2 separate regions of the Mus musculus genome follow, and region 1 is linked to region 2. A link is a loop called in an ENCODE intact Hi-C map of the cell type or tissue named here. Cell type or tissue: gastrocnemius. All regions are shown on one strand. Each heading gives the region's core, and the rest is flanking DNA. Links, peaks and the distances in the headings are about the cores only.

Region 1 (12,424 bases), core at 2,149-10,148, 260 kb after region 2:
CTTTTTATTTACTTAGTATTTTTATGACAAGTTGGCTCATGGTACAGCTGCCTCTTCTTTAGATCTGTGAAGCCCCTCATATATTTCATATTTTATCCTTATATTTTGCAGGTGAGAAATTATATATTTCTGAACTCATGTTTTCAGAGTTCTTTCTCACAGCCTTATGGGTTGGCCTGAAGGTCTCAGCATTTACCATTTTGCTGAGATATAGACACACCACCAGAGTTGCACTGCTTCTAATCATCATGGAGCCATTAATGTTACCTGGGAGAGCATTCCCCAAAGGAGGAGCATGAAAATATGTACATTATTGTACAAACAAGCTTTATTTCCACAGCAACCATCAACACTCATGGAGACTCATGCTCTGCTGGTTCTCTTCCAGGGGTGGGAACTATGTCATGCCATTCTTTGTGCATGGCCATGCAGGACTCAGAAGACTCAAATTTATCAACAGGTAGATTCATTAGCTGAAATAATTCTACAATATGATAGGGTACTTTACCTGCTTGATGTAAGATAAGAAGGCTATTATGTGGTTTTAAGGACAATTCTTGTTTCTATGCAAATCACTTAAAAACCATTAGAGGAAATTAGTGAGGGTTAGATCTACAGAGAAAAGTGGTCTTTGCCTCTTTCTCAAGGAGGAATGTTGTTTCTCCTTCAATCAGGTATAGTAAAAGACAAAATCCAACAACTCCAGACAGCTTTCCAAAAACATAAGGAACAACTCAATGCCTTTGGCCAGTAGATCACTGATACCTAGATATGGAATGGGATATTGCCTTTCTTAAGTTCTCTTCTTCTTTTTCTAATCCTAATAATTTTCTTCCAGTCTTATAATCTTCTTGTCTAAATTTCTTCAACAACCAATTCAAAAATATTTCTAATTAGACCTTTAATTAGTTGTTATTACAGTATTATCAGTCTCCTGTCTGTGGTTCCATGTTCTGCTTCCTCCCTTGAGGTGTCCAGGTGCTGCTGTACACCAGGTGGGAGAAGACAGAGAGCCCAGAGCTGGTGGGTCAGTCGGATCTTGGTCAGGCTGGGATTGCTGAGTGGGGTGACTTGGCGGTGGAGGGGGGGGGGGATCATTATCAGAGGATTTCAGTGTTACAGCTCTTTTAGACAGTATTCAGTGAAACAGCTCTCTTAGATAATATTTGGTTAAATAGCTTGTATATATATTTTATTCAGAGTGAATAAGGGCTATATAAATCTTGGAGAGTGGGAAGGAATTTTTCAGGTGAATTTACATTGGTTGAGGCTTAAGGTACTGGAAATGCCTCATTTGTATGGAAAGGCATTTCAGGTGCTTCCTGGACAGGTTCTTATCAGGAGAAAGGGAATTGAACCTCTGATTCCACCTAGGACTATGTGACATTCCGTAGGTAGAGGATGTGAGGATCTGGCTCCCTATATAAGGTCAGGCAGAGAAGAGAAAGCTTTCCTGCTGGGAAAAGGAGTCCTCAGAGAGCTGTTCGGTCATCGTAGACTATGACCTTAATAGCAAACTCAACCTACCTATGGAATCAGAGGCCTACAACCAGATTATGTCCTTATGGTGAAGATAAAGCTTGCTCCAAAGACTTTGACACCCCCACACAACAGGAAGTAGTCTAATGATAACACTGTCCTTTCCCCAGACCCCTAGTTATCAATAGTAAACAAAAAAAGGGAGAAATGTAGGGTCACAGGCTAATGAAAAATCACCAGGACTGGTCTGTCCCTGAACTTGGAAATCCCCATCCCTATGACTCAGTGTTAACCAACAATGCAGTACTTTTCCACTAGCTCAATGTACATGCTCTAAAGACCCTATAAAAACTTCCTCTCAGTGGGAGTGGGTGGGTAGGGGAGCGGGGGTGGGGGGGTGGGGGAGGGTATGGGGGACTTTTGGGATAGCATTTGAAATGTAAATGAAGAAAATATCTAATAAAAAATTGGGAAAAAACCCCAAAAAACCCAAAAAACCTTCCTCTCAGCCTAGATGGCTGCTCTCTCTGTTCCCAGCCAGAGGCAGCCACCATTCTGGATTTCTCTCCAATAAATCCTCTTGTGTGAGGCTTATTGCTGTTGGGTTTCAGACCTGGAAGAATCAGCTGAGGTGCATGTTTAACATATCAATGTGGACCTGGCCTCCAGGTTCTCCCAGCCTCCCTCAATCCTGTTACAGGAATGGTTGTTGTTCACTGCCCTCTATGTTGAACTTTTCCAAACAAGGTGCTAGGCTTCCTCTCACCCAGCAGCTATTCATTATATAATCCAGATATTTGGTTATCTTTCTTCTTTTTCTGTATGCAAGCTTTCCCTCTTTCTCTTCCCCTTCTCCTTTGTCTCCTTCCTTGACCCCCTCTTGTGTGGTTGGTGAACTTGCCTGAGAGCTATCCCCAACAGACCTGCCTTTACACTTTAATATGGCTCGAGTCAGCTCATTTTGTTGGTGGAAAATGCCTATCAGTTTTATGGTGTGACTTTCTGGTATTCCTTGGCTCCTGATTGCTAAGATACCCTTGTGCCAGAAAACACTTTCACATATGCTTATTTACTTGAGAGAGAAAGGGCAATTTACTAGTGATTACATCAATAAAACATATGACTCTCTCTTTTTCAGCAAAGTCTTTTCTTTTTTTATTGGTTATTTTATTTATTTACATTTCAAATGATATCCCCCTTCCTGGTTTCCCCTTCAGAAACCCTCATTCCATCCTCCATGCTCTATGAGGGTGCTCCCCAACCCACCCACCCACTCCTGCCTCACCACCCTAGCATTCCCCTATGCTGCAGCATAGGGGAATTGGTCTTCACAGGACCAAGAGTCTCTCCTCCCATTGATGCCAGATAAAGCCATCCTCTGCTATGTGTGCAGCTGTAAGACCCCAACTCAATGTGTCTCTTAGACCCCTAGAAACGAAGCCCAGCATGGAGTTCTTTGTTCTTTTGCCTTCATCCTGAGAGAATGTTGACCACTGGGTGACCCATTCAGGTGCCTGACCCATAGTGTAAGGGACCAAGAATATTTGCCAAAGATAGCCTGTAACCTTTCCGTGAGAGATGAGCTGTAATTCATCATCCCGATTCTTATGATGTTTACTCAGCTTCCCCATTCTTTGTGCTCTCTCTCCTCCCCTCGTATTGCGGTTTATTCTTTAAAAACCCTCGACTGCAACTGCTGGGGGTCGATCTCCTCTGCCCCGTGTGGGTTACGAGCTTGGCCTCAGCATGCTGATTCCTGAATAAACCTCATGTGATAGTGCATCAAGAACAGTTTCTCTCAAGTTATTGGGGCGTTGGCTCATCCCGGGACTTGAGCGAGGGTCTCCCCGAAATGGGGGTCTTTCACAGCTGGAGCCATGGGTCCCTCCATGTCTACTCTTTGGTTGGTAGTTTAGTCTGGGGGTACTGGTTGGTTGATCTTGTTTTTCCTATGGGGTTGCAAACCCCTTCAGCTCCTTCAGTCCTTCTCCTAACTCCTCCGTTGGGATCCCCATGATTAGTCCGATGGTTGGTGGTAAGCATACACATCTGTATTGGTCAGGCTCTGGCAGAGTCTCTCAGGAGACAGCTATATCAGGCTCCTGTAAACAAGCATTCCTTGGCATCAGCAATAGTGTCTGGGTTTGGTGGCTGCATCCCCAGGTGAAGCAGTTTCTGGATGGCCTTTCCTTCAGTTTCTGCTCCACTCTTTGTCCCTTTTTTTCCTTTAGACAATTCTGGGTTAAAAAAATTTTGAGATGGGTGGATGGTCCCTGCTCTCATCTAGTAATTATGCCTAACCTCTGGATATGGTCTCTACAGGTTATCTCTCCTCTTTGATATTTCCGATGTCATCCTCGTTGGGTCCTTATAGCTTTTTGCTTTCCTGGCTTCTGGGACTTTCTGGTGGCTAGCCCCAATTCCCCAACCCCCACTGAACCTCTGTTCAATTTTCTGATCCTCTGTACATCTCCCCAGTCTCCTCCCACACCTGATTCTGGCCCCTTTCCCCTCCCCCTCCTTTCTTCCTCCCAAGTCCCTCCCATCCTCTATCTCCCATTACTATTTTGTTCCCCCTTCTAAGTAGGACTGAAGCATCCACACTTTGGTTTTTCTTCTTGAGCTTCATATGGTCTTCGAGTTATATTGTGGGTATTCCAAGCTTTCTTCCTAATATCCACTTATCAGTGAGTACACACCGAGTGTGTTCTTTTGTGACCTCCTGCAATGTTTAACAAGCTATAGTTTATGGCTCTTCAGGGCGAGGTGTGGGTCTCATGAGTTGTGTGACCCTGTTCCTGAAGAGACATGAACATCTATTTATACCTGACAGGGAAGTGATGACATACCAAATCATAAATACCACCAAAGTACAAATTTGTGAACAAATGAGTTTTATTTGGGTCATTTACAAGAACATTGGTGAAGTGTTACTTATAGGAGTGGAAATAACTCCAAGATAGCTATCCCACCAAAGCCCACCCCAACATGGATGATGGCTCACAAATGCTGGGAACCTGGGGCATACTGCACAGCCTGCAGGCTGAGTAACAGGCTAAAGAATGTCCCTTCTAGGTAGGGTATCATAAGTCTCTTCTAGGCAGCATGGTTAATCTCTGTTTCTTCCAGGCTGCTCACCTGGCATGAGCCTCTTCTAGGCAGCCCAGCTTGAGATTATCTCTTAGTAGTCCTTACTGCTAATACACACTTGGAAAAGAAGGGACCTAGTGAATCTGATCTATTTCAGGAACTTCCTGATGCCCCTGAGTTGTTTACTTCCTGAGCTTAAGGAACTTCCCTGCAGGACAGAATATTTCACCTCTTAGTAAATAACCTGTGACTTAAAGAACTTTTCCTGTAGGACATCCTGTGTCTTTCCAGTTGATGTGCCCAGCCATTGCTCTTAGGAGCTCATGGGTGTTTTGGTCATGTCTAGAACACAGTGTTCACAATACTCCTTTCCATCCTCCAGTTTATATTCATTTAACCCTTGTTTCCTCGATGTTTCATGGGCCTTGGAAAGAAGGATACTGATTTCCTATTTAAGGCCGAGAACTGAAGAGTCGCTTATTCTTAGCACTTTGATCTATTATAAGTCTCTGCATTACCCACTGCCCACTGGGGGTGGTGAGTGAAAGGCCAGGGTTGAGAGGAGCATCAATATATGGGTACAAACATTTAGAAAGAAAAATTAACAAACAACAACATTTAGCAAAGCCAAAGTAGTAAGACACTCCCCTTCCCCAGAGTCTACAGTTTATTCTGAGTCTATTAGCAGGAACAAGAAGATAAACCTACTTTTTCAGGCTTTTCCTACTCATGTCCCCCCAAATTTTCATCTTTCTATTCTGCTTTAGTAAAGATCTAGGAACATACAGTCACTAGAAGAATGTAGTGACAGGAGAGACTGTAAGAGTTACAGTAATATTAAACATATAAAAGCCAGTTGGCAGAAAAAGACTTCCTCATGGAAGTCTTTTTATATAACATGTACAACATATATGAAGCATGCTCAAAAGAAGCCCTCACATACTTAGGAGTGGCAGGTACTATATAAATGTCATGATAAGGGTCATAAGGAACAGATTTCATTTTCTAGGCTCTTTGCTCTCTAGACCACTCCCATTCTCAAGAGTGCTCCTCACCCCCTTTAAGCCCTTTCCTTCCTTTCTTTCTCTTGTGTGTGACCCTATATTCCTGACTAGTTTGAAACTATTTATGTAGACTTGACTGGACTCAACTCACACTGTTTCCGACTCTTGCAAACTCTGAATTTAAAAAAGTGTGGGTCTCAAAAGAGTCCGGTCCCCAATGAAGGAGCTAGAGAAAGGACCCAAGGAGATGAAGGGGTTTCCAGCCCTATAGGAGGAATAACAATATGAACTAACCAGTACCCCCAGAGCTCCCAGGGACTAAACCACCAACCAAAGAGTACCCATGGTGGAACTCATGGCTCCAGCTGCATATGTAGCAGAGGATGGCCTAGTTGGTCAGCAATAGGAGGAGAGGCCCTTTGTCCTGTGAAGGTTCTATGCCCCAGTTTAGGGAATGCCAGGGCCAGGAAGCAGGTGTGGGTGGGTTGGTGAGCAGGGGGAGGGGAGAAAGGATAGGGGGTTTTCGGAGGGGAAAGCAAGAAAGGGGACATTTGAAATGTAAATAAAGTAAATATCTAATAAAAAAAGTGTGGGTCACTATGCCTGGTCCCAATTTTCTTTTAGTTATTATTTTGTATAATGTGGTTAAGAGTGCAGGTGCACGTGTGCCGGCCTGAGGACAACTTGTGGAAGTTCGGCTCGCTCATCGGGTCTTGAACTGAGGTTATCATCAGGCTTGGAGGCAAGCTTCTTTACTCTGTGAGCCATCTCATCCACCCTACTTTCCTTTTCGTAATAAACTGTCTTTACTTCGAAAGGCGTGTTTCTCGTCTAATTCTGTGACTAGAGACACAAGTACCTGGATACTTAAGTGGGTGCATTAAGGCTCACAAACCTAACAGGAGCAACACTGGGTGACGTGTGCGCTTTGACAGGTCTGTCCTGTGTCCACACGGGCACAACTCCAGTCGTTGGTCTGGTTGTCAGGCCAGCAGTCTCTAAATCGAGTTGGGGTAAAGCCACTCTTGGGGCAGGAATCGGTAACTGCCCTGCCTGAAGGGGCGTAAACTCAGGGTAAACTGAAGCGCCCGAAGCCGGAGGACACTTAAGTCGAAGAAAACAGCAGTGACATCAGCCGCCCTCCGCAGTCTCTTACGCTCCAGCCCTTGGTTGCAGAGTTCTTTTTCCATCTCTGTGGTCGTCAACTTGTATGAGACGCTGGCGACACTAAATAAATTCTTGCTCTGAACGTCTTCCAAACAGCCCGCGCAGTGGTCGGAACTGGTCCTGCAGCCCCAGGCCGGGAGCGGAAGTGCCGTTGGCGGTGTTACCTTCCGACTCTTCCGGCGCGAGCTCTAGGGTGTGAAGCTCCTTTGTTCCTCAGAGGCGGGGTCCGCCCCTCGGCGGCTGCACTTCCTCGGGCTGTGCGGGCCAGCGCGGCCGGAACCTCCGCTGCGCGCTTGGTTCTCTGTCTTTATTTTCAGGAATTGGCGAGTTCAGGTGAGTGCGAGGTGAAAGCTGTTGAGAGGGCTTTGCCACCTTGTATTTACAAACGCGTGTGTCGTCAGAAATACGGCATCCTCTTCGCACGTCCCTTATTTGTTTCCAACACTTAGTTACATTTGGGTAGAAAGCCATCTCTTTAGTTGTCGGTGTGCTTGTAAACGCGTGTGTACTGGAAAAACAAAAAACAACAAACAAAACCTTAAACCAGTATTCACTCATTGTAGCGGAATTTCTTAGGCCCTACCTACAGGATTCAAAACAAGGACCTGTAGGAGGAATGGGTGGAGACTATTGAAGTATTCGGGTTGATTTATTTCTGCAAAAAATGTTTGGGTGAGTTGTGTTGATGGAAAAAAAAAATAGCTCTGGCCTTAAAGGAAATAAAAGTTGATCCTGAACCAAATAATGACAATGACCAGAAAAATATGTGTTTCCCCAAAATAACATGTTCCATTGTGGAAGTGGTTACATGACTTATTAGTGTTTTTATTTATTTATTTATGGGTGTTTTATTTGGTCATTTCTTGTATATGTGGATAGTTGGTTATGGCAAAGCGACAAAATTCAGCCTATATTCTTGGGCAGCTTGTAGCAATTGGAGAAGCTTAATATTTAATAAAGGAAATAAATATGAGACTGCAAATTGATGAAGACTCAAAGTTGAGGGCTATATTTTTCCTGTCTTTGTATGGTAATAGGTAAAATAAAGAAAAAAATGGCGATTTAATCCAAAAATACTAGATGTTGGAGTTAGTGATGCTGAAGGGAGTGGGAAATAGTCATCTCTCCCTCTTCCTAAAGTATTAGCGAGTGTTGGGACTGCCTTTTTCAGTGTGTCACCTGAGTCTCTTTGGAGATCATTGTTCTTGTTTGTTAGGATTGACAGAGGCAGTATGATAATGAAAGAGAGAGGAGACCTCAGCAGAAGGAGGTTGTCCTTTCCTGGGAAGGTGGAGAGTGTGTGTCGAGGGGCTTGGGGTTTGAGAGGGCAGAAAAGAGACTGGAAATTTCATCTGTATGTTTGTTCTTTGTAGTCTTAGGACGGAGACATGCCAGTAGTTGCTTTATCATATGTTGAGTGTTTTTGTAAGGTTTTCCCTGGCTCCTGACTGCAGATCATGTTCTCTTCAGTGTTGGCTTTCTAGTCAGTATGCTGAGTCAGGAGTTTCTCAGCCCCTCTGATGCCCTTTACTTTAGATTATTAACTCGCCAGTGTAATGTTACACTCGTGTTCCTGAAGAAGTTGGGTCTCGCCGCAGCGCTCTTGCTTGCAATGATAGTGCTTGATGACAGTTCTGTTAGGTCACCTGGAAAATGAGTACTATTTCACTTTGGAGGTGGAAGCAAACTCTGCTGAGAAGCTATTGAAGTAGACACTACAGAATTTATTGGAGTTCAGTAATTACCAGATGTCGAATGTATGGAATCAGTAATTTCACGAGTATTGCTTCTAGGGGGCTAGGTGGTGGTACCAGCAAATCAAGGTTATAGTAAGATGTTAATAGATGCCCTTTAATATTTGGATTTCAGCAAGCAAAGTTGGCCACAGATGGAGAAACAATAGAGATAGATAATCACCCTCCTAGAATTGTTTTTAATATAAAATTTAACCCTAAGCTCCCTATTTTTGTGTATTGTCTCTCTTAGTTGTTTTAACTAGGGATCTATGCGACCATTTTATCAAGCCAACAAGTAGGAATATCTTTGATTTTATTTTACTGTCTCCTATATTAGAAGGTTTAAGGCCAAAATGGAATGCTTTTCTACAGTAAACACTATGACTGTGAGAAATCTAAGCAAGGATAAAGTTCAAGTAAAGCCTGTGTATTGTTTTCTTCTGTATTTATTCATTAGCTTGAGATGTTTCAATTTAGTGGGATTCCCCAGGCATAGCTTTAATCTAAAAGCAAGATTGACTGAACTCATGCATTTTTAACTGATATGTTTTAGCAAGAGCTAAATCATAAAGATACATCCCTGTCCCCTTAATCTGAATCAAGTGGCGATGTATATGACCTGGCATATAAAAGTACCATTTGAGGATTTAAATGAAGAACTTGAAATTGAGAACACTGTTGCTCTCAGTTTGTGTATATTTCAACTCCCTTTAGGTTGATGGTGTCTGTGTAGAGTGGGGGCTTATATAGGCCATTTAAGAACTTGTCTTGTTAAATACCAAGAAGAAAGAATTGTTGGTACCTGGAGATACATGCCATTGCTATTTATTTATAATATTTACTAACTGATTTTATTTACTATTTTTCTTGATACTTAGGGATTGCATATTTTTGTGTATGATGCACTATTTGAGCAGCATTTGTACAAGTGTAATGACCAGATGAGGATAGTTGGCTTGTCTGCAGCCTCAAACATGTTTCTTTTGTGTTAGGAACATTAGAAATCTTTTTTGTCTTTATTTGTAAGGATTTTATTTGTTTTTATTTTTGCATATGAGTGTTTTGCCTACATGTATGTATGAGCATCACATATATTCATGCTTCATTCTTCTCATTCTTTTTCCTTCTTCCTTTTTATTCTTTTGCCTTCTCTTGACAGAGAGCCTGAACCCAGTCTTTTATATACTGAAGCTACATCATCAAAGCTTTGACCATTGTTAACTTTAAAAAAAAATACTTAAATTTACATAATTTTTATGAATCCTGAATAATTAGTCCAAGTCCACGCTTCCTTAAAACAGAAACTAAACACAAAGTAAAGGCATATTTCCTTATAGTTTTTACCCAGCCTGTTCTTCATGGGTAGCTGCACACAGCTCTTGGAGTTTCCTGGTACAGCAGACAGCAGTCATTAGTAACTACTTTCCTTTTAAAGTTTCTTTTTAAATGTTTCTTCTTTTTATTCGTTTTTAAAAAATTGGATATTTACTTACATTTCAAATGTTATCCCCTTTCCTGGTTTCCCCTCTGGGGAAAACCCCCTTTCCCATCTCCCCTTACCTTGCTTCTATGAGAGTGCTCCCTCCCCCAACTTATTCCTCACCACCCTAGCATTCCTCTACATTGGGGCATTAAGCCTTCACAGAACCAAGGGCCTCTCCTCCCATTGATGCCAGATAAGGCCCCTTCAACTCCTTCAGTCCTTCCCCTAACTCCTCCATTTGAGTTTCCTGTGCTCAGTTGATGGTTAGCTGTGAGCATCCGCATCTGTATTGGTCAAGATCTGGTAGAGCCTCTCAGGAGACAGCTGTATCAGGCTCATGTCAGTACTTCTTGGCATCCACAATAGTGTCTGGGTTTGGTGTCTGCATGTGGGATGGATCACCATGTGGCACAGTCTCTGGATGGCCTTTTATTCAGTCTCTACTCCACTCTTTGTCCCAGTATTTCCTTTAGACAGGAGCAATTCTGGGTTAAAAATTTTGAGATGGGTGGGTGGCCCCATCCCTCAAGGGGTGTGTGTGTGCCTAACCTCTGGATATGGTCTTGACGGGTTCTCCCTCTCCTTTGTTGGGTATTTCAGCTAATGTCATCTCTGAGGGGTCCTGGGTGGCTCTTATTTTCCTGGCAGCTGGGGCTTTCTGGTTGCTACCCCCAGTTCCCCATCCCCCATTGCTACACACCTTTATTTAATTTCCTGACCCTCTGTATGTCTCTTCCATCTCTTCCCATACCTGATTCTTCCCCTCTTTTTACCCCCCCTCCTCTCTTCTTCCCAAGTCCTTCCCACCCTCTACCTTGATCTTTTTGTTCTCCCTTCTAAGTAGGACTAAAGCATCCACTCTTTGGTCTTCCTTTCTCTTGAGCTTCATGTGGTCTGTGAGTTATATTGTGGGTTTTCCACGCTCTTTGCCTAATATACACTTATCAGTGAGTACATACCATGTTTGTTCTTTTGTGATTGAGTTACCTCACTCAGGATGATATCTTCTAGATCCATCCATTTGCCTGCGAATTTCTTGAAGTAATTGTTTTTAATAGCTGAGAAGTATTCCATTGTGTCAATATACCAAATTTTCTGTATTCATTCCTCCATTGAGGGACATCTGGGTTGTTTCCAGCTTCTGCCTGTTACAGGAAATATTAAAAATGGCCCCACCCCACGCTATACCCCTATTCTTCCCCTAACCCCCTATCTTCATCTTGCTGCCTCCATGGCTAGCCCCAGACGGTGGTCTTCCCAGCTCCAGTTTGCCTGTCTCAGAGTCCCTTGTACCTCCCTAGCCATCCTCCACCTGCAGCTAGTCGTCACAAATCCCCTTAACCCAGTAAATCAAAACTCTAGAAGCTTATAATTATCAGTCACTTTTATATGTCAATAAATTTTCAATTCACAAGATGCCCACGTAATAATTTTAGAGCCAATTGATAATGATACAAACTGCATATTTAGATTAGACAAGTTATCCCAATTATTCTATTCTTTTATGATATTCATAGCTACCTGTGGCTATTTAAAGCCACATGGAATCTGGATTGTCATTCTCTTCCTCCATTTTCCTCCTTCTCTTTTGTCCTCTCTTTCCCATCTCTAAAAATCTCTGGCCGCCTTCCTTTTCCACTGCCCAATCACAGGCTTCTTGTTGTATTAATGTTTAAATTAATTGGGTGGAAAATTCTGCTACACCTGGCTATTATAAATATGGCTTCTATGAACATATTGGAACATGTTGAAGCATCTTCTGGGTATATGCCTAGGAGTGGGTCCTTAGGTAGTACTATGTCCAAATTTCTGAGGAACTACCAGACTGATAGTAAAGTTTCTTTTATGAATGAGGGTGTCCTTGCATTTGGAGCATAGATATTCAGAATTGAGAGTTCTTCTTGGTAGATTTTCCTTTGATGAGTATGAAGTATCCTTCCTTATCTTTTTTGATAACTTTTGGTTGAAAGTCAATTTTGGTGGCTACTCCAGCTAGTTTCTTGGGACCATTTGTTTGGAAAAATATTTTCTAGCCTTTTACTCTGAGGTGGTGTCTGTCTTTGTCACTGAGGTGCATTTCCTGTATGCAGCAAAATGCTGGGGTCTGTTTATGTATCCAATCTGTTAGTCTATGTCTTTTTATTGGGGAATTGAGTCCATTGATGTTAAGAGATATTAAGGAAAAGTGATTGTTGCTTCCTATTATTTTTGTTGTTAGAGGTGGAATTATATTTGTGTGGCCAATATCTTTTGGGTTTGTTGAAACAAGATTACTTCCTTGCTTTTTCTAGGGTGTAGTTTCCCTCTTTGTGTTGGAGTTTCCATCTATTATCCTTTGTAGGGCTGGATTTGTGGAAAGATACTGCGTAAATTTGTTTTTGTCATGGACTGTCTTGGTTTCTTCATCTATGTTAATTGAAAGTTTTTCCTGGGGTGGCATTTGTGTTCTCTTACGGTCTGTATGA
Region 2 (12,424 bases), core at 2,075-10,074:
GCCCCTCCCCATAAACACATGCACATAAGGAAAAATTTAAATCTAAGTAGTATATATGTAAATATGTACTTATTTTTATACATGGGTGTAATGGCTGTTCTTGGTTGTCAAGTTGACTACATCTAGAATTAACTAAAAGCCAAGCAAGCTGAGCACACCTGCAAGGGATGGTTTCTCCTCCGAATCATTTAAGGTAGGAAGACCACCCTAAACCTGAGGTTTTTTGAAATGGGAATTTTAGAAGAGCCATTATACCTGGCATTTATTTTGGAGTGATTGACACTAAGGCCTTGAAGTAATCTTTTGTTAATATTCAGTGATTGTTATCTGAAATTTATGGGGTTGTTCTTCCCATGGGAATTTCAGAGCCTTTGCATGACCTTAGTTCAAGAATCCAGGAATATCTTGCAATGGCTGAGAATTGCCTAGGAGATGGTTTCTTCACACAATTCCTAGATTAGATGAGAGACTTTGGTATCCAGCCTATGGACTGAATCTTGGACTTGCCACTGAGAGACAGCCATTGTTGGAACAGTTGGACCAAAACCTGGAAGGGGCTCTAATAAATCCTGTTTGGATCTCACTATGTCACCCATTGTGTTACATTTCTGACTGCTGTAACAAAATAGCCAGTAAAAGTAATTTTAGTACTTCACTACTTTTCAAACAAGCCAGAATAACTATAGCGAGTGAGGCCAGAGAGCTGTCCAGTGGTGAGGTTAAGCGTACACCTGCACATCCAGCATTTTCACGTGGGTTCAGGGAGCAAACTCAGGTCCTCCTGCTTGTAGGGCAAGCAGTCTGCCCATCTCTCCACTAAAACAAAAAAACATTCTTCGCCGGGCGTGGTGGTGCACGCCTTTAATCCCAGCACTCGGGAGGCAGAGGCAGACGGATTTCTGAGTTCCAGGACAGCCTGGTCTACAAAGTGAGTTCCAGGACAGCCAGGGCTACATAGAGAAACCCTGTCTCAAAAAACCAAAACCAAAACCAAACCATTCTTCACAAATTACCCATCCTCTAGTATTTGTCTAGGGCTACACGTAACAGACAGCCTTCCTTTCCATTTCCAAACTTGGGCCATACTATGGAGGGTAGATGAAATCCATGAGGCATCCACAGCTCCTGGCAATTCCTTAAAAGCAAAACTGAGACCTTTTCAATCTCAGCACTTGTAGTGGAGGCAGGAGTCACGGTCATTGTGGTACACAGCCAGTTCATAACCTGGTCTACACAGGACTTTCAAGACAAAAAATTTTCCAAGTGTTGAGATGCCAGGTGTGCATCACCAACCAGGCCCAGCTTCCAGTCAATCTTCCCCTCAAGTAGCAGTACCCCCTAACTACTAGACAGCAGCTCTGCCCTCACACACAACTCTCACACAAGTATGACAGCAGCAAAGCAGCAGCCAAGTTTTTATTCATGTGAACTGTTAAAAATGACCATCTACACCAGTGTCAGATGAGGATGGGAGAGGAGGGCAGGGCAGAGCAGGGCGAGGAGGAGAAGGAATCCCCCTCTACTGGTAATAAAGCTCCAGGTTCATCCCATCGTGGATTTCATCTGAAGGACACGTGTTAAGGAACTTTGACGGAGAGATGACTACCTTCCATCTGCTCACAGCTGGATCCTGTAGCTCAACATCCACCCTGGATAAAGGAATGGACGCTCTGATCTAAGAACTCAAACTATAAATAATATTCAGTGGAGCTTAAGACTGCCGAAAAGGCAAAGTTGTTTGTTTGTCCTCAAGTGCCCTCCACCCCATCACACACACACACACACACACACACACACAACAATACATTTTCTTAAATGCTCATCCTCAGGTTGGCGATAGCTCAGCAGGTGAAGAGTACTTGGGACTGTTCTTCCAGAGACCTGGCTTTATGTCCCAGGACTCACGTGGTGGCTCCAGGGAATTGGAAGCTTTCTCCTGGTCTCTGTCAGCAGCAGGCATGCATGTGGTGCACACATAACTGCAGACAAAAGATCCAGACCCTCCCTCCTCAAATTAAAAAAATATATATATATTGTCCTCAACTACAGTCATATGCCACCTTCACCTTCTGTCCAACAGTCAGGTTGGCGTTAAGTAATTAATATTTTGAACTTGAATATCAAAATCCTTCCAAGCCAAGTTAAACTATTTCACCAACCACCCTGTTCACCAACAAAATAATTCCACAGTTTCCATTTTCTCAGTAGTCACAACAGGGTACATTCTAAGTTAAATATTCCTCTTGCTTAATTTCTGTACAGGTTTCAGTATAGAACCAGAACTCGAGATAAATACATGGCTTCTTGCCGGGCGTGGTGGCGCACGCCTTTAATCCCAGCACTTGGGAGGCAGAGGCAGGCAGATTTCTGAGTTCTAGGCCAGCCTGGTCTACAAAGTGAGTTCCAGGACAGCCAGGGCTATACAGAGAAAGCCTGTCTCGAAAAACCAATAAATAAATAAATAAATAAATAAATAAATAAATACATGGCTTCTTTCATGAACTTCAGGAAAAGGATACAATCTCCCAGAGACACGTGGTCCTTAAAAATCGTGTACCTAAGGGATTCAGAGAGAAGCTGATAAGGGGTGGGGTGTCTTTTGTTCTGAAAACAAGCTGCGTACTCTTCGGGGTTGCCTGAGGTGCTCACCCCAACCGAAACCTTCTAGCCTAATACTGCACTTACTTACCACTTTTTAAGAACGATCTTGTTCCAGCGGGTGCCAGTTTGAGCAGCTATCAGTTTCTTCAAGTCGCCGATGGTGTCATCGGTGCTGGGCACGAAGGAGTTAAGGTAAATGAAAGGAAGAGGTAGACCGAGGAAGACGTAATCAGGCCTCCCCATAAGCGTCATTTAACTGAAACCATCCAACACCACCATCTGCCCCAGAGCCACTGCCAGTCACCCCTCGGTGGATACTTGCACTTAACGCGGACTTTCTTTCCGAGACGGTCGTTGCAAACCACCTCAATCATTGTGGCTGGAGCTACACCAGGTGGAGGGAGGGATGAAAAGCAACAGAGTCAGGCCTTTCGGGGTCGCCCAGGTTCCTAAAGCCCCTTCCTAGGTTGAGCTCTCTGGTCACAGTTCCCCTAACACCAGATGCAATCCCCTGCAGCCCCAGTCTACAGTTTCAATTGCCCGGACTACAGACAGTCGCGACTCCGCCCCTTAACTGCGGCAGTCCGGGCCCCAGACTCACCCGGCTTTGCCTCCCGCAACCCCTAGGTTCCCAAGTCTTGGCAGCTTCCCGTGATCTCGGGCCTCTCATTTTAGCCTTCTCACCTCCAATATCCTCGAACCTATCGACGACACAACTCGTAGCTCGAGCGAGGAACCCCGGCCGGAGTTAAGCCTGCAAACAGGAAGCGGAAGTGATATAACGGAACCACCGGCCCTTAGGTGCTTCCGGGTTCCGGGCTAGGATTTGCGATTCTGTTGCGCAGTGTGGATGAGCTGGGACTTGCTAAGAATGGATTTACAGCGGACGTTGGAACTGGTGTTGGAGATTCCTTCATCATGGAAGAAACCTAAAGGATCTCAGCGGCGGGGTGCTCGACTACTCCCAAGCCAGACAATCCTCCTACCGCGGAATCCCGGCTGCAGGTGTGCCGAAATGGAGTCATGCAGGGCCTGTGGCTTTCTGCTTTCATTCAAAGCTCAGCCTCAAACCCTGTGCTTGCTTCCCCGCCCCTGGTCGTAGTGACCGTTTCAGAGACTCCAGGGGTGCAGGCTGCAGTTGATGAAAACTAAGTCGGATCCTGGTTGAGAGGCCATGCATGTTGCGTACCACTCCGCGTGTCCGTGTCCTGCCTGCGAAGATGTTGGAAATAGCATACGGGGAAAGAGCTTTTGCTTTGATTCTTTAATCTTGTTCCAGATTAAAGAATCGCGAGAGCTGGTGGGAGAGGAATCCCTTCTTAAATTCAACCAGTTTTGCCTCTATTGAGCGATTTCTTCTTAGCAGACAGGATTCTTAGCAAGGTAAGCATATATTGACTCAAGAAAAAGAAAAGTCTTACCCAGCGCCTTGTGCTTACCTAATACGACTTATACAAAATTTAATCCTTATGCGTAGGCAGCAAAAGGCATTATTCTTGCTTTCTATTGCGGCTGTGGCCACGCCTCCCTGGCTTGGCCGTCCTGCTGGCCCCTCACTCCCATCCCAGTCACACCTTTCAGTTTCGAATGAAGTCCTGTTCTGTGTCTTTAGTGCTTAGATATGTTCCAGTCTCCCCAATGCCTCGTTTCCGTCCTGAAAAGACTTCTCAGGCTTTACCGGATTCGTTTCCGTCTCGAAAAAAAACTTCTCAGGCTTTAAGTCTCTTGGCATACATACAAGAAAAGTGGTGGGGTTTGTTTTTCTTGTTTTGTTTTGGTATTTGTTTTAGTGTTGGAGGTCGAACCTAGGGCCTGCTAAGCATGCTTACCAGCCAAAGGCTCTCCCACTGAGCTGCACACCCAGTTCCTGGTTTAGCTCTTGTTTCTGTCTCCAGCGATGCTTTTAGGGCCCCCGTCGCTGCTCTTATCCATTCTTCCAGTCATAAGTCTCCCAGCCTGTCCCTTTGTCGCCCAGCCATTCCAAACTTGATTCCATCCCCTATATCGGACCTTGTTCCGCCTAAGCTAGGTTTTACAAGTTTAGTCTTCAGGCGCAATTAGGATCCCTAGTCCTTGAGCCCCTTCCCACACAAGTCATGGTTTCTGGGTTTGTTGCTCTGTTAACTTTTCCCTGCTCAAGTCATGCCTCCTGGGTATACATACGGTCTGGTCGCAGGCTGATCTCTGCCTTGGCAGTAACCCTAAGCCTTTTCCAGCACAAGCCAAACCTCCGCACGCCACTAGTCGCTTAGCTCTAGACGCGCCCCTTGTCTCTTCCTACTGAAGCCACGCCTTCCCATTGTTGTGGACGGCCTCCAATCAGCTCCTCTGCCGCTGGCCACACCCTTCCACTCGGCGGCGCTTTTTCAAATGCTAGTACTTTGGCCTTGTTTGCAACGCCTGCTGCCCTTCGTCTCTGTCTTTTATCCTCTCTCCCAGAGTCCCACTTTGGGAGTTTGCTGCTTTTCCTCTGACTGGCCTCCAGGCCCCCGGGCCCCCGGGCCCCCGGGCCTCCTGGCCCCTGGGCCCCTTGGCCACGCCTCAGGACCACTCCCCGCCCGTCGGAGCCACGCTTTCTAGGCGTGTTGCTTTCTTCATCCCAGCTTGCGTGGGGTCTACCTGCCTCTGCTCGCCACGTCTCCCGGCTATGACTACGCCCTGAGCCCCCTCCTCGCCAGAGTCACGCCTTCTGGGTTGTCTGCTGACCCCATTTGGGTTTGCTGCTTATACTTAGCTCCACCTCATGGCCACGCCCCCGAGGCATTCTTCACCTTCAGCCTTCTGGATTTGCTGTTAGCCTTCCTCTTGGCCCTGGCCACGCCTCGTGCCCCCTCCTCCACCAAGCCACATCCAGGTTTTCCTAGAGTCACGCCTTCTGGGTTGTCTGCGGACCCCTTTTGGGTTTGCTGCTTATACTTAGCTCCACCTTATGGCCACGCCCCCGAGGCACTCGTCACCTCCAGCCTTCTGGGTTTGCTGTTCGTCTTCCTCTTGGCCCTGGCCACGCCTCGTGCCCCCTCCTCTCCCAAGCCACATCCAGGTTTTCCTATTTCCAGTTCCATCCGCTAGCCAAGCCAGTCAGGCCTAGTCAGTCTCTAGTCTTGACCTCTAAACGGTCGTCAGCCCGCGCCTGTCCAGTCCCGGGGCCTCGGGCACTTTCCTAGAAAAGTAGGGATTCTCGGCGGGCCTCTGAAAGTCGCGCCGGTTTGGCCAGTCCGACCACCCCAGCGCTGTCCAGGGAACGCGGCCTCGCCGCCACCGGAAACGGAAGCGTGCGACAGCTGGACCATGGCGACTCTGTTTGACCTCCCAGACTTGGTGCTCTTGGAGATCTTCTCTTACCTCCCTGTCCGGGACCGGATCCGCATCTCCAGGTGCCGCCCCGCTCCTCGGGGGAAAGAGCCGGGCATGGGCTCGGCAGGAGATGCGGATCCGGTCCTAGCGGGCCGGGGTCGTTCTAACGGCCGGTCCACTCCTCCAGGGTCTGTCACCGCTGGAAGAGGCTAGTGGATGACCGGTGGCTATGGCGACACGTCGACCTGACGCTCTACACGGTATGCGGGACCCGGGAGCGGTGCGGGGAGAGCCACCCCCTGCCCTGGGACATGGGGGTGGGGGTTGCTTTATTTTGCTTTCTAGTGTTTGTTTGCTGTTTGTTTTATTTATTTATTTTTGATAGTTTCTTGAGGCTTTTATTTTTCTGGATTTTCGTTGGTGTTGCTTCTTGGGGGGCTGAGGGGGTTGTTTTGAGACAGGGCCTCTAGGCCAGGCTGACTTCAGCTTCCTATGAAGCCGAGGCTGAGCTTGATACCTACCTCGACCTTCTAAATATTGGGATTAGCAGCGTGGGCCCCATGTGTGGTTCCTGTGCTACTGGGAATGCAATTTAGGTTTCTTGAATGCTAGGAAGGAACACCTCTGAGTCACGTACTGGTTTCCAACTAACCACCCCCTGCAACAACCTCCTGAGTGCTGAAGTTACAGCTGTAGGAGAAGGCCCAGGAAGTGTTTGGGTTTTGTTTGTTTGTTTGTTTGTTTGTTTTCTCGAGGAAAAATTTCTCTGTAGCCCTGGCTGACCTGGAATTCTGCTTCTCCAGTGCTGGGACTAAGGGTATGCACCACCATACTCTGCTGGTTTGGTATTTAAGTGAGTTCGTGCTTGGAATTTTTCTGCCTGTCCTAGTGCCAGCCTTTACCTCCCCTTCAATGCTCAGACCTCAGTTTCTCATCTAAGATATGGGGATTAAAAATAATGCTTGTAGGCCAGGCAGTGGTGGCGCAGGCCTTTAATCCCATCCCTTGGGAGGCAGAGGCAGGCAGATTTCTGAGTTCGAGGCCAGCCTGGTCTACAGAGTGAGTTCCAGGACAGCCAGGGCTACACAGAGAAACCCTGTCTGGAAAAACAAAAAAAAGTACCTTCATGTTTCATGTCTGATGTATTGTAGAACTTAGCCAGTATGGCCAGTGTGTGTCTCCAGCATTTAATAAATGCAAGCTTATAGCTTTTCAGTTTTCTAGTTTTGTTGTTTTGGTTTTGAGGTGGGTCTCATGTATCCCAAAATTAGCTTCTAGCTGGCTGTGTAGCCAAGGATGGCAGAAGGTTCTGCTCCTTTTGGTCTTTTCCTCTTGAGTGCTGGGATCACAGGTATGTGCTATCACATAGTTGATGTGGTGCTGAGAACAAAATCCACGTTTGCGTTTGCCAGGCAAGTGCTTCATTAATACAGCCACACCCCCAACCTCTGTTTTTTGGTGTTTTGAGACAGCATCTGTCAATACAAAAATATAACTGTTACCTCAGAATGGAGACGAATTTACTCTGGAGCCAGATATGAGTGACCATGTACAGAGAATACAGTTAGGCTTTCTCAAATATGTGTTTAAATGTAACAGTTCCATGAAAAAATTTTACTACTACCACTACTACTACTACTACTGTTTAAATGTAACAGTTCCATGAAAAAATTTTACTACTACTACTACTTCTTCTCCTCTTCCTCCTCCTCCTCCTCTTCCTCCTCCTCCTCCTCCTCCTCCTCTTCCTCCTCCTCCTCCTCCTCCTCCTCCTCCTCCTCCTCCTTCTTCTTCTTCTTCTTCTTCTTCTTACTATTATTATTGAGACAGGGTTTCTCTGTGTAGCCCTGGCTGTCCTGGAGCTCAATCTGTAGACCAGGCTGGCCTTGAACTCAAGAGTTCTGCCTGTGTCCGCCTTCAAGTGCTGGGACTAATGGAGTGTTTGTACTAACTCCATCCAGCGAAAGTAATAGAATAGAGAAAGTCATAAATTAAGACACTTTTCAAAAGAGCTAGCCATTTCTCTAGCAACTATACAGAATATGTTTAAAAGAGATTTATTTTCTCTGTCAAAAAGTGGTCAAAAATTTTTGTACCATGAGACTGGGTCTAGTACAGGCTTGTTACTACAGAGGTTGAGGGTGGAAGATCATAACTTCAAGTCCAGCCTGGGCAATTTAGCTAGGCTCTACCTTGAAATACAAATCCAGAAAAGGCCCAGAACTGTGACTCTGTGTTAGAATGTTATCCTGGCTCCCATGATTCCCTGGTGTCATCAAAAGTAAGGGTATGCTATGAACTGAGGTACAGCTGAGTTCACAGCATGTCCTTAATATAGTGAGGTCCTAGATTCCATCTCAACATAAGCAAGGAATTACTTGTTCTACCCAGCTTTTCTTTCCTTGCTTTTGTGTAAAATGTACATACAATGAGATGCACTCTACTGTTGCTTGCATAGTTATTTTTGTGTGCATGCACCTAAAGTGCATGAATGAGTATGCATGAGTGCAGATGCATATGTGTACAAGAGCATGTAGAGGCCACACGTCAGTGCAGGGTATCTTCGTCACCCCTCCCCCATCTGCCTCTCTATCGCACACACTCCACAGGTTTGTACCCATGTATGTACTTATAAATTATTTGTTTTCTTTTGTTTGAAACAGGATCTCATTATATAGCCTAAATTTGCTTTGTAGACCAGACTCTGGGATTTAAAGAGAGATCCTCATGTTTCTGTCCTGTTCCCCACCCAACCCAAAGGTGTGCTCCACAATTCCGACTGCTTGTGTTTGTTTTTGAGACAGGGTCTTCCACTGTACTTGGAGCTTTCCAGTTGACTAGACAGGCTGGCCAGAACTCTGGATCCTCCTGCCTCAGCCTCCCTGTGTGCTGGCTGAGATTAAGGCATGAGTCTTGATACCCAGCAAAAGAAACTGTTTAGCTCTAGGAAATGAAGCTCAGAGAGGAGCAGAGTCCCAGGGAGACACCAGAACCCAGGTCCCAGGCGTGTCTGTCACCAGCTAGATGGATCATCTGGGAGCCCCCGTAGCTCTCTCTCAGTCACCCCAATCTCTGGCTCTTACAGATGCGGCCGAAAGTCATGTGGCACCTCCTGCGCCGGTACATGGCGTCCCGGCTCTACTCGTTGCGCATGGGCGGCTACCTGTTTTCTGGCTCTCAGGCCCCACAGCTGTCCCCCGCCTTGATGAGGGCCCTGGGTCAGAAATGCCCCAATCTGAAGCGCCTGTGCCTGCACGTGGCTGACCTGAGCATGGTGCCTATCACCAGCCTTCCTAGCACACTGAGGACCCTGGAGCTGCACAGCTGCGAAATCTCCATGATCTGGTTGCAGAAAGAGCAGGACCCCACGGTGCTGCCTCTGCTGGAATGCATCGTGCTGGACCGAGTGCCGGCCTTTCGCGATGAGCATCTGCAGGGCCTTACCCGATTCCGAGCCCTGCGCTCGCTGGTGCTGGGCGGCACCTACCGGGTCACTGAGACCGGGCTAGATGCCAGCCTGCAGGAGCTCAGCTACCTGCAAAGGCTTGAGGTGCTGGGCTGCACCCTGTCAGCTGACAGCACGCTGCTGGCCATCAGCCGCCACCTTCGAGATGTGCGCAAGATTCGGCTGACCGTTGGGGGCCTCTCAGCCCAGGGCCTGGTCTTCCTGGAGGGAATGCCTGTCCTGGAGAGTTTGTGCTTCCAGGGTCCCCTTATCACCCCAGACATGCCCACACCCACTCAGATTGTGTCCTCCTGCCTCACCATGCCGAAGCTCAGAGTGCTTGAGGTGCAAGGGCTGGGCTGGGAGGGTCAGGAAGCAGAGAAAATCCTGTGCAAGGGCCTGCCCCACTGCATAGTTATTGTTAGGGCTTGTCCCAAAGAATCCATGGATTGGTGGATGTGAGGGCATCACCCATCCATCTCTGGAACCTAGCCTAGCTTGGAGAGTGACCTTATAAGCAAACTGAAGCATGTAAATTCATCAGGCGTGAGGGAACTGGAGGTGTCAAGGAAAGGAAGCTAGGACCTTGGGGCTTCCTGAGCTGGGGTTATCTGTAATCTGGGTCACCTCAGACTTGTCATCAAGCCTCTGGAAGACCCCGTTCACACATTTAGGAATAGGCATCATAGCTACCTCATGATTCATTTTAAAATCTTTAACACCCCTTCCCCTCTTTCTTTTCCAGTACCTGGGACTCAAACCCATGGCCTTAGGTCTGGTAGAGAAGCACTGCTGTGCTGCTGAGCCACCCCAGAGACCTTAGAGAGGGCTCATTTTCAAGTGGAGGTGTGTGGAGTTCAGGGCTCCGAGGTTGGCCTGGTTTTCTACATACATGGTTGAGAGGCATAGAGGGCAGGGGCAAGGGAGCATGCTGTTGGATTGTCCTAGTTTTCTAGAAGGTTCTCAGTCATATTTACTGTATTTTGTATCCTGTCTTTTTCAAGTTTTCTACAGCATATATTTTACTATTAAAGAAAAATAATGTTTTTCAAAGTGTGTTGCACTTATTTAACAAGAGTTGTTCCTTGCCAGAACCTGTTATTCACGGACAGTTTTTATTATTTATCTACTTATCTTTTGTATTACATTTATTCATTTTGGGTTTGTCTATGTGTGCTACAAAAGCCCATGTGTGAAGGCTGGGGGACAACTGTGGGAGTCAGTTCTTTCCTATCCTGTGGGTCCTGGGGACCAAACTGAAGTGGTCAGCCTTGGTGACACGTGCCTGTACCCATTGAGCCAGCTTGCCAAGCTATTTATTATTTTTGAGACAGGAGGTCATTGTAATGATCATGAAATATATTGGTAGCTGAGGATTACTTTCACCGCCTAATCTTCCCACCTCTACCTCCCAAGTGCTAGAGTCTGAGGTGTGCACTGTTACTCATTACTTAGGGGATGCTAAGAATGGAACCCGGGGCTTTGGGCACACCAAGCGAATGCTCTACCCCCTGATCCACATCCAGCCCCTCCCAGGCACCTTTCTGGGTAGTGGGCTGCACAGTGAACAAAGGGAGGACCCTGCAGCTTCAAGTATAGATGGCATGGGACTAAAGCGGTAGGTAGTAATCACATTTTTGAGCCAAACATGGCACAGACTTGGTCAATATCTGGGAGGCTAAGGAGTCTCAAGTTTGTAGTCAGCCTGGACTCCAGTAGAGTGAGACCCCGTTTCCAAAACAAAAACATGTCCTTAGGATCATTTCAGAGCCTCTTAGGTGGTGAGCCAGGGTTTTGACACTTGGTAGGGTGGGCCTCCTCAGTCTGAGAGGTGAAGAGACAAAATGTGAGGACAATTAGGGATGACAGGAAAGGCCAAGCCTCTGAGATGGGTCCCAGCGTGTGGATCAGTGGCAAAACCCTTCCCTTGAGTGCTTAAGGTTCTGTCCTTGGCACTCAAAAGCAATGAAGGGCTGGTGGGTGACAGTGCTTTCTGCCAAGGCTGATCTGAGCTTCATCTCCATGGTGAACAGAGAACCAACACCAGAAAATTGTTCTCTGACCTCCAGTCGTGTGTTTGGCATGCATGGATGGATGCATTTTTGTGCACTAGGAGGCACACGCGTGCACATGTGCTCACACACACACACACACACACACACACACACAAATGTAAAACCAAAAAGACTGAGGAATGAATTGAGGGTTTCCAGAAACTGTATAAGTGAACAAAGGAGAAAGATGGAGCCCGTTGGGTTAGAGAGGGGGGGGCAGGGCCTGGCTGTGGCGCTCAGTGTGAGCTGGTGCCTCTTCCTGTTTTGAATGGGAACAGTTGGCCATGCAGGTGTGACTGAGTGTATCTCTTTGATCTGAGCTGGGGGCAATGCACAGCTGTGGTCTCTCCACCTGCTGTGGGTGGACCCCCCCAGGGGGTGCGGATTGCTGAGCTGGAAATGCTCAGTTCTTTATTCCAAGTTGACCCATCAGCAGGGATGTTTCTTGTCTTAGAATACAGAGCCTTCTTGTGAGCCTTCAGAGGGACTTCAGAGCCACTCAGGTGACCAAGTCACATGGGACATGGTATTCTTTATTTCTACCACCTGGGACTTTAGGGGACACATTATCTGTTGAAGCTCTAAACCCAGAGGTAATTACATTAGATGTAAGTGTTGGGAGGGATAAGGCAAAAGGGCAAGGCCCTCATGAATGAGATTAGACCCCCACCCCCACCCCCACTCCCACCCCCACCCCCAATCAAAGATACTTCTGGGAGGGGCTGGGACCTAGGTCAGTGTGGAAGAACACTTACACAAGCATTAGGTCATGGTTCAAGCCCCTAGCACCTTCAGAGAAAGCCAGGTGAGGCTTGGCCCCAGGGCTATGGGTGGAGACAGGGAGATTGCTGGGCTTGATGGCTGCCAGCCTAGCTCCTGTTTCTTTTCTTTTTTTTTTTTTTTTTTTTTTTTTTTTTTTGGTTTTTCGAGACAGGGTTTCTCTGTGTAGCCCTGGCTGTCCTGGAACTCACGTGTGCCACCACGCTCGGCTCCTAGCTCCTGTTTCTGTGAGAGATTTGCTCCATCAAAA

The links. Hi-C counts contacts between places; a loop is a spot of excess contacts. Peaks named below come from ENCODE experiments on the same cell type or tissue, not always from the same donor. Only the 100,000 strongest peaks of a DNase experiment are listed, where the experiment ranks them.
Region 1: a loop joins it to region 2, with 2.9 times the contacts of the local background. A loop is called at or near these places in 3 of 42 quality-filtered maps.

Annotation. Positions count from the first base shown.
Region 1 is chr9:20,379,666-20,392,089 of GRCm38, reverse strand. Zfp560 (zinc finger protein 560) reads left to right here and starts at 6,932. Exons shown (of 7, transcript NM_001004190.3): 1 at 6,932-7,073. In gastrocnemius, for the core only: a CTCF peak has its summit at 6,848; a DNase peak (open chromatin) is centred at 6,931; H3K4me3 peaks cover 1,902 bases; H3K27ac peaks cover 1,295 bases.
Region 2 is chr9:20,635,755-20,648,178 of GRCm38, reverse strand. It overlaps Fbxl12 (F-box and leucine-rich repeat protein 12), which reads left to right and starts at 5,373. Exons shown (of 3, transcript NM_013911.3): 1 at 5,373-5,975; 2 at 6,083-6,155; 3 at 8,981-10,430. The coding sequence starts at 5,890. The coding sequence ends at 9,802. It overlaps Ubl5 (ubiquitin-like 5), which reads right to left and starts at 4,843. Exons shown (of 5, transcript NM_025401.4): 1 at 3,286-4,843; 2 at 2,920-2,986; 3 at 2,690-2,773; 4 at 2,520-2,557; 5 at 1,387-1,563. The coding sequence starts at 2,975. The coding sequence ends at 1,520. In gastrocnemius, for the core only: no CTCF peak of the experiment used is centred there; DNase peaks (open chromatin) are centred at 3,318, 4,931, 5,479, 9,341 and 1 more place; H3K4me3 peaks cover 5,046 bases; H3K27ac peaks cover 3,972 bases.